Regions from separate parts of the Homo sapiens genome. Here all the other regions are linked to region 1. Evidence: chromatin contacts called from ENCODE Hi-C or POLR2A ChIA-PET data. All regions are on one chromosome and are shown on one strand. The core of a region is the stretch at or near the end of the contact, and the rest is flanking DNA. Distances in the headings are between cores, read along the strand shown.

Region 1 (4,340 bases), core at 979-3,478:
CAATCTCCTCATCAAACTATTCTCACTGTTCACTCTTCTCTTGCCCCAATGTCCTTCTTCGTTTCTTGACTGTTCTGGGAGAGTAAACACTGGCTAATTTTTTTTGTTTGTTTTTGGAGGTTTTTTTTTTTTTTTTTTTTTTTTTGAGACAAGCTCTCACCCTGTCACCCAAGCTAGAGTGCCTGTGTGCACCCTGGCTAGAGTACAGTGGCATGATCACAGCTCACTGCAGCCTTGAACTCCTGGCTGAGTTCAAGTGATCCTCCTGCCTCAGCTTCCCAAGTAGCTGGGACTACAAGTGCACATCACCATGCCTGGCTAATTTTTTTATTTTTTGAGACAAATTCTTGCTCTGTAGCTCAGGCTGGAGTGCAGTGGCGTGATCTTGGCTCACCACAACCTCTGCCTCCCGGGTTCAAGCGATTCTCCTGCCTCAGCCTCCAGAGTAGCTGGGATTACAGGTGCGCGCCACTGCACCCAACTAATTTTTTGTATTTTTAGTAGAGACAGGGTTTCACCACATTGGCCAGGCTGGTCTTGAACTCCCGATCTCAGGTAATCCACCAGCCTCGACCTCCCAAAGTGCTAGGATTACAGGTGTGAGCCTCCGTGCCGGCCTTTTTTTTTTATTATTATTTGTTATAGAGACAAGGTCTCACTGTGTTGCCCAAGTTGGTCTTAAACTCCTGGGCTCAAGCGATCCACCTCCGTTGGCCTCCCAAAGTGCTGGGATTATAGGCATGAGCCACTCTGCCCAGCTGGCTGATGGTTTAAGCGCTCGCGTTGGGGCTTGCAGAATGCTGTAGGTCCTGAGTGCGCAGGTAACTCACTGTGGTTACAGGTGCTTTTACAAATCCCCTTCTAAAGCAGTTATTCGTGGCAGCTACCAAATAAATAGAATCATTTGCTACTTTCTATATAGATGGCTGGCCAACAAGTGTTTTTGAAACCTGCGTTATTATAAAATACTAAACGGGCCCGTTTTCCTGCATCCCTGCAATCCAGAGAGCCCACCACTATGTAAAAATGTCAGACTTACGCAGTGAAATGTGAGCTTCTAATGACTCATGTGAGTTGTTATGTCACTTTGGGAGCCTTTGTAGTTTGATGCAATACTTTCACATCATGGATTGTTTTCTGAATTTAGCATTAATAGGGACCTTCTCATGGGGACGTCAGCCTGGCAGTCCTAACCAACTGTAAAGGTGACGCACTTACCAGTGTGAAAATTACAGAGTAAACCATGTGACAGGGGGGAGCGAGAAGCCGATTGTTTTCTTTGAAATCAAGAATCCTATCATAGTAGCTTCTTACTTGTTTTCCTCTTGGCCCAGTTCTTTTCTCAATCTGGCCAGACTCAGAGAAGCAGCAGTGTTACCTTTTGACAATAAAATGTTAAAAGTACTTTATTTTTACTTGAAATTATTAAATACTGTGTTCAATTTTAAATGAAAAACAATAAGTAATTTTTTTCATTTTATTTTATTTTTGAGACAGAGTCTGTCTGTCGCCCAGGCTAGAGTGCAGTGGCACAATCTCTGCTCACTGCCACCTCCGCCTCCCAGGCTCAAGCAATCCTCCCACCTCAGCCTCCCCAGTAGCTGGGATTAAGGTGTGCACCACCATGCCTAGCTAATTTTTGTATTTTTAGTAGAGATGGGGTTTCACCGTATTGGCCAGGCTGGTCTTGAACTCCTGGCCTCAAGTGATCTGCTCACCTTGGCCTCCCACAGTGTTGGGATTACAGGCGTGAGCCACCGCACATGACCACAAGAAGTAATTTGGAAGACGCACCATGAACACTGACATACTGTACAACTAGTCACACTTTTTTTTTTTAATGTGGATGTTTTAAAAATAAATTTTGCAGAAAACACCTGCAGAATGATATGAGGAGACCCTGAAAACAGTCAGTGGGGTTCTCCACTTTTGTTCAGGTTGCCTTGTGGAGCTACTCAGAAGCACACAGGCCGGATTTCTGGGTGTCTGATTCTGCCCTTTCCGGGTTTCTAATTCTGTTGTCTTTGATTGTTGCATCTTTATTCTTAAAAGCGCCTGAGGAGATTTGTAAGCATCATCTTAAAGGGTCTTTTAGCTCAGGAGGGAATCAATGTCCCCTGTCTCTGATTATTACTCCTGATGTGAAATTGTGGCCATGCTGTCATGGGGGCGGTGCCAGGTCCACACCTTCAGGCTCTGTATGAATGGCGCCCCCTGGAGTCGTGTGACACAGCCAGTGCCGGTTAAGGCTAGTCCCTCCTTCCCCTGGGAAAACACGTGGCCCCTCTGGCTGGTCCCCAGGTGCCAGGCCCTTGCTGTGCATTCACAGGGGAGTGCGTGGCCTTGGGCACCTGCACTAGTTCAGGCTTCTATCGACATTAATCTAACGCCAGAGGCCCCTGTGATCTGTGTTTCCAGGGAGCTGTGTTTAATTGTGGCAATCCTAGGGTTATGAGACAAAAGTACTGGGCCCCAGCTCTGAAGTCATGTTGGTTAACACACAAAACCTTTTACCCTGTAACATTAGCAACTGGGACCTTGGACTCCAGCAACTTGGGGGAAAGGGAGGAATTCAGTGATACACAAGTGATGCACCACCAACTTCCGCCTCCTGAAGGCCCCTGATCCCCTCCCTCCTCCTCTCTTTTCCTCTCCACCTCCTTTTTCCCTTGTGCTTTCTTTCTCCCTCACATGCATCCGCACAAACCCAGGACAAGTTGTAGAGGAGCTTCTATTGCATTTTGAAACATGATGTTTACAGCACAAAAGGAATCCAAGTAAAAGGAGAGGGTAGGCAGACCAAAGCAGGAGGGGACTGTGCCTCTCTCAGTGGCTCACCCATCTGTGCGTTTGGGATGGGTCTAGGGGCGAGGCAGGGCTGCCAAAATGTCCTCTTCACATGCACATCTGTTGAGTGGAGCACATGATCAAATGCAGACATAGTTACGTATTGGTCACTCATTTGCAACCAAGCTTGGAGCAGGGGGAACAAAGAACCTTTAATGAGAAGATCTCCTGACTGTTGCCACCTAGGACCACAGTGAACTTGAACAGAGGTCACTGCAGGATGTCTCGGCAAGTCAGACAGGAGTTGTCCTGGGAAGTCAGAACTCACTGCTCCCGTTCCCCTGTGGGAGGGACACAGCCACCAAGGCCAGGAAGGGGGACTGGCCACCCTGGCTGGGGGCTGTCCCTGACTTCTTCTCTTCATGGGCCCCCAAAGATACCCAGGGGTTCCCCATTGGATTTCCTAGTGTCCATATTACGGTGTCCTTGCCACACTAGAACTCGTTAGAGGGCGTCTTTCTCTTTGTGATAGAATATAGGTGTTTTCTTGCTGTGCTCTAAAATCTCTTCATTCGCTTTTTTTTGTTGTCGTTAATATTTTAATTGTAATACCGTTGTTTTACTTTAAATGTATATTTTTCAGTTTCATTTATTTTAGTATTTTGAGGACAAAAATTCATATTCCATTCAACTTAGGAAAAGGGAGAATGATCATTTTAGTCATTGATGGTTTTTTTTTTTCTAATGTGTTTTGTTAATTTTCTTGAAGGGATGGAGGAGGGGGGAACAACTGCCAATGATCCCAGGAGAATAAACAAAAGCGACTTTTCTATTTCATTGCAGTAGAAAGCCAGATAAATATATATTTTTTTTCCTGCTTCAGGTCAGAAACCCTTCCCTTGTCAAAAATGCGATGCCTTCTTTTCTACCAAATCTAACTGTGAACGCCACCAGTTGCGCAAACACGGAGTTACCACCTGTTCCCTGAGAAGAAACGGGCTTATCCCCCAGTCAAAAGAGAGTGATGTTGGATCCCATGATAGCACAGGTAGTGCCGCCAGGTGAACAAGAACCCAGGAAGAGGGAGAGAGAGGAGTTCGGTTAAGAATTGTAGCAAACTCCAGTCCGAGCTGTGGAGGGGCTGCTTGTTCACTTCTCTGTAGGATTCAGAGCCCACAGCCTGTTAATAGAAAGGCAGGCCCTGCTGATGATTGGGAGGGAGTATAACTCCTGGGTCAGATCGCCTAGACAGACAGCAGAAAACAGTGACAGTGCCCCTCGGTGACTCTCGGGGCTGCTAGGGAAGATCTGTCACCCTCTTGGCAGAAGAGGCCTTTGTTCCCGATGTTGGGAGGTGGGATGTATGGGAAGGCTTACAACTTTAGCCCTGGGTATGAACTCATCTAAAGGGGATGTGAAACCTAAAGGTTTGGGGAGCCTTAGCCGCTGCAGCCTCCTCGGGAGCAGGCCTGGGCTCCCTGGGATATCAGGGTATTGTAGGAACGAGGGGTGCGGTGTTCTTCTTTTCAATAACTCTCTTCCCGGTGTAAGAC
Region 2 (4,455 bases), core at 55-2,554, 170 kb before region 1:
TGTGTGTATTCCTACATCTCCCTACATACGTAGAATATATTATATTACATATGTATTAGTGTATAGTAAATATTCCTACATATCATATAATATATAGGAATATATATAACTTTTAAAATATATTAAAATACCTTAAAACTTTTGATGCTCTTATAAGTGGTATTTTTAAGTGTTTCTGTGTACAGTGTTGTGTTTAGTTAGTATGTTTTAAGAGCTGATTATGACCATCTTTGATAAATACTTAAATACTTGTGTTGCATGAGGTACTGCTTGGAGGCTGGGCACAGTGGCTCATGCTTGTAATCCCAGGACTTTGGGAGGCCGAGGTGGGCAGAACACTTGAGGTCAGGAGTTCGAGACCAGCCTGGCCAATGTGGTGAAACCCCCATCTCTACTAAAAATACAAAAACGAGCCGGGCGTGGTGGTGGACACCTGTAATCCCAGCTACTAAGGAGGCTGAGGCACGAGAATTGCTTGAAGGCAGGAGGTGGAGGTTAAAGTGAGCCGAGATTGTGCCATTGCAATCCAGCCTGGGCGACAAGAGCCAAACTCCGTCTCAAAAAAAAACAAAACAAAACAAAACAAAAAGAGAGAGAGAGAGATACTGCCTGGGACCAGAAATATGGACACTTTTATCTGGCTGATGGCCCATCACGATTACTGCTCTGTTCTCACAGGGTTGAACATTTTACTCACTTTACATGATTTTAAACCACTGTATCCCATTGACTTCTGTTGTTGAAACAGAGGATTTTGGCAGCCTGGTTCATTTTCTCTTGTATATCAGGTTCTTTGGGTTCACTATTTTCTTTTTAATAAGATCATGATATTTCAGTGTTTACCTATAGCTCACCCACCATTTAGGTTTTATTTCCAGTGCTCTCATGCTTCCCTAAATCCTGTACGAAAGATGCTATGTCAGGAGGCACGGTGACTCAGGCCTGTTGTCCTGGCACATAAGAAGGCGAGGTCAGGTGTTTGAGACTAGACTGAGCAACATAGGAAGCTCTCATCTATTAAAAAAACAACAAAAAAACCAAAAACAAAAAAACATGCTATGTCCTTGGCTATTCGAGCCACAGCTTTGTGCATTGACACACATCCAGCATCAGCAAGCTTTTTCTAAATGAGAACAAGCGTCATTCCTTTGTCCATTTGTCAGACTTGTCACATATGTCTCTATGGGATTATAGTTTTTTTAAAAAAAGAAAAGAAAGTAAAGGGGGAAATATCTGTAGGTTCCCCTTGCCTGTGTGTTCCTCTGCTTTCAGCTCTTCAGCACAGGCAGTCTCGGTCACGTGGCCCTGCTCACGCAGGGCCCAGACCCACGCTGCGAAGCTCTGTATGATTGTGTTTTGGGTTGCAGGAGGCAGAAACTCAAAGTGAAACCAATGAAAAAAACCAATGTGTTCTTAATGGTTTTTACCTAAACCATAAATCCCTCTCTTCGAGGGAGAGGGGAATCACCCAAGATTTGGCCCAGTTCCCTCATTAAGTTCCAGGGCTATATTTGTCTGTATTTTTTCTTTTCTTTTCTTTTTTTTTTTTTTTTTTTGTTCATATGTGTGTCAGTTTGGTGACGACCTGTGTCCAACTCACTCAAGGAAGATATTTAAAATGCAGATTCCAGGGCCTGATCTAGACTAAGGGAATAAGACAGTGGGAAGAGGAGGAGGTAGAGAGTTGAGTCTCCTGACTCCCTGGTGGTGCTGACAGTCAAACAGGACTTACTAACAATGATGAAGGTATTATGGGCTCAGATTTTTATCCATCACTACATTATCACTAAATTTTTTTTTTTTTTTGAGACCAAGTCTCACTCTGTTGCCCAGGCTGGAGTGCAGTGGTGTGATCTTGGCTCACTGCAACATCCGCCTCCTGGGCTCAAGCGATTCTCCTGCTTCAGCCTCCCGAGTAGCTGGGACTACAGGCGCACACCACCATGCCCAGCTAATATTTGTATTTTTAGTAGAGACGAGGTTTCACCATGTTGGCCAGGATGGTCTCGATCTCTTGACCTCGTGATCTGCCCACCTCAGCCTCCAAAGTGCCAGGATTACAGGTGAGAGCCACCGTGCCAGGCTTAATTTTTATATTTTTAGTGGACACAGGGTTTCACCATGTTGGCCAGCCTGGCCTCGAACTCCTGACCTCAGGTCATCCACCTGCCTCAGCCTCCCAAAGTGCTGGGATTACAGGCATAAGCCACTGCGCCTGGCCTAATGGAACATTTTTTACCAGGTTTAAAATAAGATATCTAATGCCAGATGCTGTGGCGCACACCTTTAGTCCCAGCTGCTTGGGAGGCTGAGGCAGGAGGTTTGCTTGAGCCCAGGAGTTTGAGACCTGCCTGGGCAACATAGTGAAACCGCATGTCTATATGAATAAAATAAATAAATAAATAAATAAATAAATAAATAAAATAAATGAAATAAGATAGCTAACACTTATTAAGTGCCATGTGTCAGGCAGGCACTTCACATTTAAACCTATGTGTAGGCTACTATTGTTAGTCCCACTTTATAGAAAAGGAAACTGAGGCACATAGAGTTTAAATGCTTTGCCCTGAGTCAAACACCTGAGGCAGAATTGTCATGTTCTTTGACAATCTTCAAAGCAAATTCACGATATTTGTTAATTACAAAATAACGGAGTCTCTGGCACAAATGGGCCCAAAGAGTCTGCTTGGATCATAATCATGCCTTGGTGCTATATTAGGTCCCTTATAAATTATTCATTCTTTTAGCAAGTTCTTACTGAGCATTTAGAGTCCCCGTGGCTTGGGACAGGTATTCCACAAAAGGGAGGGATGTACAGGAAGTTATACAGACAAACTAGAAACTTCTTAGCAGATGCCTGTGCATAAATGAGAGGACTTGGATTAGGGCTGGGGGGAGCGGTGCTGACAGAATTACTGTCCAGAGAGCTGTTATCTTGTTATCTGTTATCTTGGCTGTGTGCTAAATGTTTTAGGTGTATTTTTTTCATTAATTTCTCACAAGAACCCCACTGGGTTAAATTCTATGAATAATCTATTGAACAGGAAACTGAGGCTTAGAGATGTGAAGAGACTTGCCTGTGGTCATATGGCTTCGGCCTCATGGTTGTGATATGAAGGCAATGCGTATCTCTCTCTGGACCCTGGCTTTCATCCGCTGGATTTTCTGCTTTCGTCAAATAGGATTTTGTTTTCTAGAAGAGAACTGCCATCCCTCTGATAGTGACCCAGATGGCCCCATCACTAGGATCACTCTGGGCTTTAAAGAGATCATGGCTTATGATGTCAGTCATCGTTGGCTTGGCCTCTCTATTTTGTCCTCTGGTTCTGGTGTCCTCACCTGGCCCCTAGGGAATCCTTCAGAAATATTAGTATCAAGGCCATGTCCATGGCCTATAACCAGATTGGCAGATGTCTGTAGGCTGGAGGAAGCCAAGAACTGTTTTTGAAGGAGCATCATGGCTTTGTCCATCCACACTTACTGCTGTGCAGAGGTGAGGGGCCTTCTGTCCCTACTCAGGCTTCTTCATTTTCACTAGAGGATGTTCAATGTTTTGTATTGTTCCCTATGCAGATGGGTATTCAATATAATTTTTTTTTTGAGATGGAGTCTCACTCTGTTGCCCAGGCTGGAGTGCAGTGGCGCGTTTTCGGCTCACTGCAAGCTCCACCTCCCAGGTTCACGCCATTCTCCTGCCTCAGCCTCCCCAGCAGCTGGGACTACAGGTGCCCGCTGCCACACCCAGCTAATTTTTTGTATTTTCAGTAGAGACGGGGTTTCATCGTTATAGCCAGGATGGTCTCAATCTCCTGACCTCGTGATCCACTCGCCTCAGCCTCCCAAAGTGCTAGGATTACAGGCGTGAGCCACCGCATCTGGTCTCAATATAATTGTTTTTGAGCCACTTCAGAAGGGTAAAATGGAAGAAACCTTAGAAATTTGATGTCTCCATTTTACTGAAAAAGGAAGGAAAAACCTACATATTAAGTTACTTATTCAAGGTAACAACTAATTAGTGGCAAGACTGGAATCCAGTTCCTGACGCTCAGTTCAATATCTTCCTTTTACCCCTTTAATCTGATTTTACGCGAGGACTGCCCTAATGAGTCTGAATCTTGTCATGAATAAGCTGTAAGAAATTCAACTTCAAAATGATTCCTGTGGTGGGGCTTTGTTTTCAGAGGCAGGTTTACCTTCCTAATTATGAATTATTGAGGTTAATGATAAAGTGACTTTACATTTCTAAATAAATAGCGGCAGGTGATGGCAGAGGATCTCCTAAAATAGTATCAGGTCAGCTGGAAACTTTAATATTCAGCAAAGTAGAAAACCTACTTGTTGATATTACATTTGCTTATACGTGTTTTTAATGAGAAAGAAGAAAATCTAACAAAAAGATAAGAAGAGATGAGGTACATGTTGTTGTTACCATAATTATTGCATTTTGATCTATTC
Region 3 (4,675 bases), core at 2,090-4,589, 240 kb before region 1:
TTGCTTTGGCCCACGAAAGGTGAGGAGAAGTAACGCAGGTCACCCTGGGCTCTAACAGCCGGTGTGGGCTCTGCCAAGCTCTCTCTGTCCTCAGCTTCTCTCTGGTGTTCCAGATACAACCTTTCAGTCAGCATGAGTCCCAAGGGAAGATGACTTGGAGCGGAGCCTCAGCGCATCCACAATGGTCGTAGGGCATCAATATATGAGGGATAACGTGGTAAGACACTGAGCTGGGGAACCCCGTGCAACCTACTCTATCCTGCCTAATACGGTATTCATTGCTTATGATTGATAATAGCTACTATTTCATCAGCACTGTTTGTAAACCAAGCACTTGTGTTCTTACAACATTATTATGAAGTAGATATTCATTTCTCCACTTTACAGGTGAGGAAACAAGACCTGTAGAGATTAAGGAACTTTAGACCTGAGTTTAACCAGCTTTGAGACCTGGGCCTGAGTCTGTCTAAGGCTGAGGCTCTTGCCTCATGTTGGAAAACCAGCTACATTGGAAAACCTCCTGCATATCCTCCACAGCATTTGTGATCTCTTCCCTGAGCTCACAGAAGCACCCAGCAAATGCTTACAAATGACTAACTGAAGGGCAATGACTTGAGCACAGCTGCTGAATATGTGAATGAAGAAATGACTACAGCCAGTTCCTGACTTGCAACAGTTCCACTTACGATTTTTTTTCCTTTACAATGGTGCAAAAGCAGTAGGTATTCTCTACACATCTCAGCATATGGGGATATGTCTGATATCCCCATCCTAAATTGAAAATACCATAAGTCAAAGGTTCAATATTTTCGCCGGCCACACTGGCTCACGCCTGTAACCCCAGCACTTCGGGAGGCTGAGGCAGGTCACTTGAGCTTAGGAGTTTAAGACCAGTTTGGACAACATAGTGAAACCCTGTCTCTACAAAAAAAGATAAAACTTAGCCAGGTATGGTGGTGCATGCCTATAGTGCCAGCTATTCAGGAGGCTGAGGTGGGAGTATCACTTGAGCCTGGGAGGTGGAGGCTGCAGTGAGCCAAGATCATGCCACTGCACTCCAGCCTGGGCAACAGAGCCAGACCCTGTCTCAGAAAACAACAAAACAAAAGGTACAATATTTTCAACTTAGGATGAGCTTATCCAGACATAACCTCATCGTAAGTAGAGGAGTGTCTGTATTTGTTGAAAACTGCATTAGGTAAAACTGTCTAGAATCTCTCATGTAATACAAAAAAGATACAGACCATATCTTCAAAAACTAGATAATAAAGAGGTGAAATGGACCAAATATAATATTTAGAAGTGGTGTTGGAAGAAGGCCACACATTGGCCAGAGGACTAGACCAGGAATCCAGGGTCTGCATTCTAGTTCCTCCTACAGCTGTGTGCTGTTGGTAATCATTTTAACCTCTCTGAGCCTGTTCCATCACACAAAAAGATACTAATAAAACCAGTTCTAGGTGTCGAATGAAATAATATATGTGCTATGTTATGAATGTGTTTCCCAAAATTCATACGTGGGAAACTTAATCCCCAATGCAGCAGTGTTGGGAGGTGGAGCCTCTGAAGAGATCTTCAGGTCACAAGGGCTCTGCCCTCATGAATGAATTAGTTCCCTTTCAAAATGGGCTTTCAGTAGTGGGTTCATTCCTTCCTGCTCTTCTGCTATGTGAGGACACAGGTCCCTCTCCTCCAGAGGACACAGCAAGTGCCATCTTGGCAGCAGAGAGCAGCCCTTGCCAGATGCTGGAGCCTTGATCTTGGACTTCCCAGCCTCCAGAACTGAGAAATAAATGTCTCTTCTTTATAAATTACTGAGTCTCAGGCATTCTGTTATAGCCGCACAAAATGGACTACGACAACATGTAAGTCACTTTAAATTCTACAGTGGGTTGAAATGTCCCAGCATGGGGCCTGTCTGAACAGGAAAGTGGGTAAGTTCAGAAGAGGACTAGAAAGATGCTTCATCCAAGGGCTATAACCCTTTGTGGCGGGGCACTTGAAGAACATAGACTTTTTGAGTTACTGAAGTGTCTCTTTTATAGAATATATAATGCATATTGATTTTTTTTATTTTGTTGAAACTTCTTGATTTAAGAAGCATGCCACAAATTGCTATAAAGTTATAAAAGAGTAAGAAATTACTAAATTGGAGGCATCTCCTGTACAATCTAAAATTCAGGACCCCTTGTGAGAGGTCACTTGCTCCCTGTCGCCATGGAGGGGCATGGGATCTGTGCGTAAACATAAAATCTCTATGCACACATGTGTACACTTGCAATTAAGCCAAAGAATCTGCAGAGTATGTTTAAACCAGTGTAACACACCTCTCAGTCATCTTCACCCCAAAACGCTTTACAATGGAAATGGACTTTGTGCTCTGGGTTACTGAATTCTAGTCTTGGAAATATCCTCAAGCACGTGGAAAAGGAACTCGCACTTACTGAGTGCCCTCTGCGTGTCACAGACTTTACATAGGTTATCTCTAATGCTTATAGCAACCCTTCCAGATCTGAAGTTTAAGAGGCTTATATAACCTGCTCAAGGTCACACAGTTAGCAGGTGACAAAAGATAGATAACAAAAGCTACTGAAATCCTAGTTTATCTGACCCCAAAGCCTAGGTGCTTCCTCCTAGACCAGGGGGTTGGCAAATTACAGCCCATGGGCTAAGTCCTGCCCACCACCTTTGTTTTTGTACCACCTGTGAGTCAAAAACATTCTTTACATTTTTAAACAGTTGAGAAAAAGAAGAAGAATTTGTGGTGCGTTAAAACAATATGAAATTCAGATTTCAGTGTCCACATGTAAAGTTTTGTTGGAATGCGGCCCTGTCTATTTATTTACCTATCGTGTGTGGCTACTCTTGCACCACGATGACAGAGCTGATTGGCTGCAACAAAAACCATATGGCTGGCAAAGTCTAAAGTGTTTGCTTCCCTGGACCTTTTAATTTTTTTTCTTTAAGTAGAAATGGGATCTCACTATATTACCCAGGCTGGCCCCAAACCCCTGGTCTCAAGTGATCCTCTTGCCTCGGCCTCCTAAAGTACTGGGATTACAGGTGTGAGCCACTGCACCTGGCCTGCTTCCCTGGACCTTTACAGAAAAACTGTGCCTCCCCCTGCTCTAGAGCCTGTAGCCCTGTAGGTGATCCTTTTACGGATGAGAAAACAGAAGTCCACAGAGATTTAATAACCGTGTCCCAAGTTAAACAATCTTGGGAGAGATGCAGGTCTGACAGATGAGAAATCCTAAATCATAAATGTGCTGAGTTTCAAAGAAGCTCATAGATGGGTCAGCAAACCTGGCTGACCGCGATGGAGAGAGTGAGTGAGTGGAGTGGAGCAGAGCAGCCCAGAAGCTGCAGAGGTCATAGCAGAAATTCGGGCTCTGGTGGAGAATGATGCAATCAATTTGGGAATCTGAAATGACAAAGAGACAGAATATCCTGCCAGGAAGACACTGTCATCTGCAGCGTGGAGGCCGGATTAAAGGAGAGCACTCAAGACTCACTTGCCAGGGCAGAGTAAATCACTCTCAGAACTTGATCTTTCACTCAGTGAAACAAATAAAAGAAAATGGTAATAAACAAAAATCGTGGTACTATTGCAATTAATTTGTTCATAACATATTAAGAGAACGTTTATAAAATATGATTGTTTTTGTAAAAGAAATTGCATATGTATTTGTGTGTGTGTATCCATAGGAAAAAGCAAAGATAGATTTACATCAGCTTTCCAATGGTAGCTACTTCTACAGAGAGAGAGAAAAGAGAGGAGGGAAGCTCTCGTGTTCTATTTTATACAAAATTATATCATTTGAATTTTTATCTTGAGAACATAATATTTGCAAAAACTTAAAAACAAAATAAGTGATCTGTTATCTGTAAAATAAATAGACTGTAAAAGATTGTTTAGTGTCAGTGTGGAAGTCACTAGGAGGTAGCCCCCAAAAGCCATTAGGCTGGTAAAAATCTAAGCAAAGCCTGTAAACCAGTTCATTGCAAGATCTGTAAACTAATTAGCTGTATGATGCCAATACCAATTTCCTGGTTTTGATCAGCATATAATACTACATAAGATGTCACCATTGCAGAAGCTGAGTGATGAGTGCATGGGACCTCTTAACACTGTTTTTGCAACCTTTTGCTTTTTAGAAGTTTAAAATTGAAAATTGAAAATTGAAAAAGAGCCGAGCATGGTGGCTCACGCGTGTAATCCCAGCACTTTGGGAGGCTGAGGTGGGCAGATCAGTTGATGTCAGGAGATCGAGATCAGCCTGGCCAACACGGCAAAACCCCATGTCTACTAAAAATACAGAAATTAGCCAGGCATGGTGGTGTGTGCCTGTAATCCCAGCTGCTAGGGAGCCTGATACATGAGAATCACTTGAACCTGGGACACAGAGGTTGCAGTGAGCCAAGATCGTGCCACTGCACTCCAGCCTGGGCAACAGAGTGAGACTCTGTTTCAAAAAAAAAGAAAAAGAAAATTTTAAAAGCGGCTGAGCATAGTGGCTCATGCTTGTAATCCCAGCACCTTGTGAGGCTCAGGTGGAAGGATCACTTAAGCCTAGGAGGTCGAGGCTACATTGAGCCCTGATCTCGCCATGGCATCCTAGCCTGGGTGACAGAGTATAACCCATCTCAAAAAAAAATAAAAAAAAGAAAGTTT

The links. Hi-C counts contacts between places; a loop is a spot of excess contacts on that map. ChIA-PET counts read pairs that join two places held with the same protein, here RNA polymerase II (POLR2A). Pooled maps may share reads with other maps.
Region 2: a loop to region 1 is called in a map of B cell, with 2.2 times the contacts of the local background. The contact joins two enhancer-like sites. A Hi-C loop is called at or near these places in 7 of 168 maps with a recorded cell type or tissue (B cell, CD4-positive, alpha-beta memory T cell, GM12878 and 4 more), 36 of 37 single-sample maps with no recorded cell type and 19 of 50 pooled maps. POLR2A ChIA-PET finds 5 or more read pairs at or near these places in 8 of 52 experiments (GM12878, HepG2, Panc1 and 5 more).
Region 3: a pooled map shows a loop between it and region 1 (2.2-fold over the local background). The contact joins two enhancer-like sites. A Hi-C loop is called at or near these places in 1 of 168 maps with a recorded cell type or tissue (Right ventricle myocardium inferior), 1 of 37 single-sample maps with no recorded cell type and 3 of 50 pooled maps. POLR2A ChIA-PET finds 5 or more read pairs at or near these places in 2 of 52 experiments (MCF 10A and activated naive CD4-positive, alpha-beta T cell).

Annotation. Positions count from the first base shown.
Region 1 is chr6:7,236,768-7,241,107 of GRCh38, forward strand. RREB1 (ras responsive element binding protein 1) reads left to right here. Exons shown (of 13, transcript NM_001003699.4): 11 at 3,671-3,835. Among named protein-coding and RNA genes, the nearest start is that of SSR1, 74 kb to the right of the region's middle. Within about 2 kb of position 2,229, at least 17 of the 41 ENCODE cell types and tissues checked have a DNase peak (open chromatin) inside an H3K27ac peak, as active enhancers do.
Region 2 is chr6:7,072,632-7,077,086 of GRCh38, forward strand. No RefSeq gene overlaps it. Among named protein-coding and RNA genes, the nearest start is that of RREB1, 33 kb to the right of the region's middle. RefSeq lists an enhancer at 1,029-1,268. Within about 2 kb of position 1,305, at least 5 of the 41 ENCODE cell types and tissues checked have a DNase peak (open chromatin) inside an H3K27ac peak, as active enhancers do.
Region 3 is chr6:6,994,937-6,999,611 of GRCh38, forward strand. It overlaps LOC105374904 (a long non-coding RNA gene), which reads left to right. Exons shown (of 3, transcript XR_926432.1): 2 at 114-217; 3 at 388-889. Among named protein-coding and RNA genes, the nearest start is that of RREB1, 110 kb to the right of the region's middle. Within about 2 kb of position 3,340, at least 2 of the 41 ENCODE cell types and tissues checked have a DNase peak (open chromatin) inside an H3K27ac peak, as active enhancers do.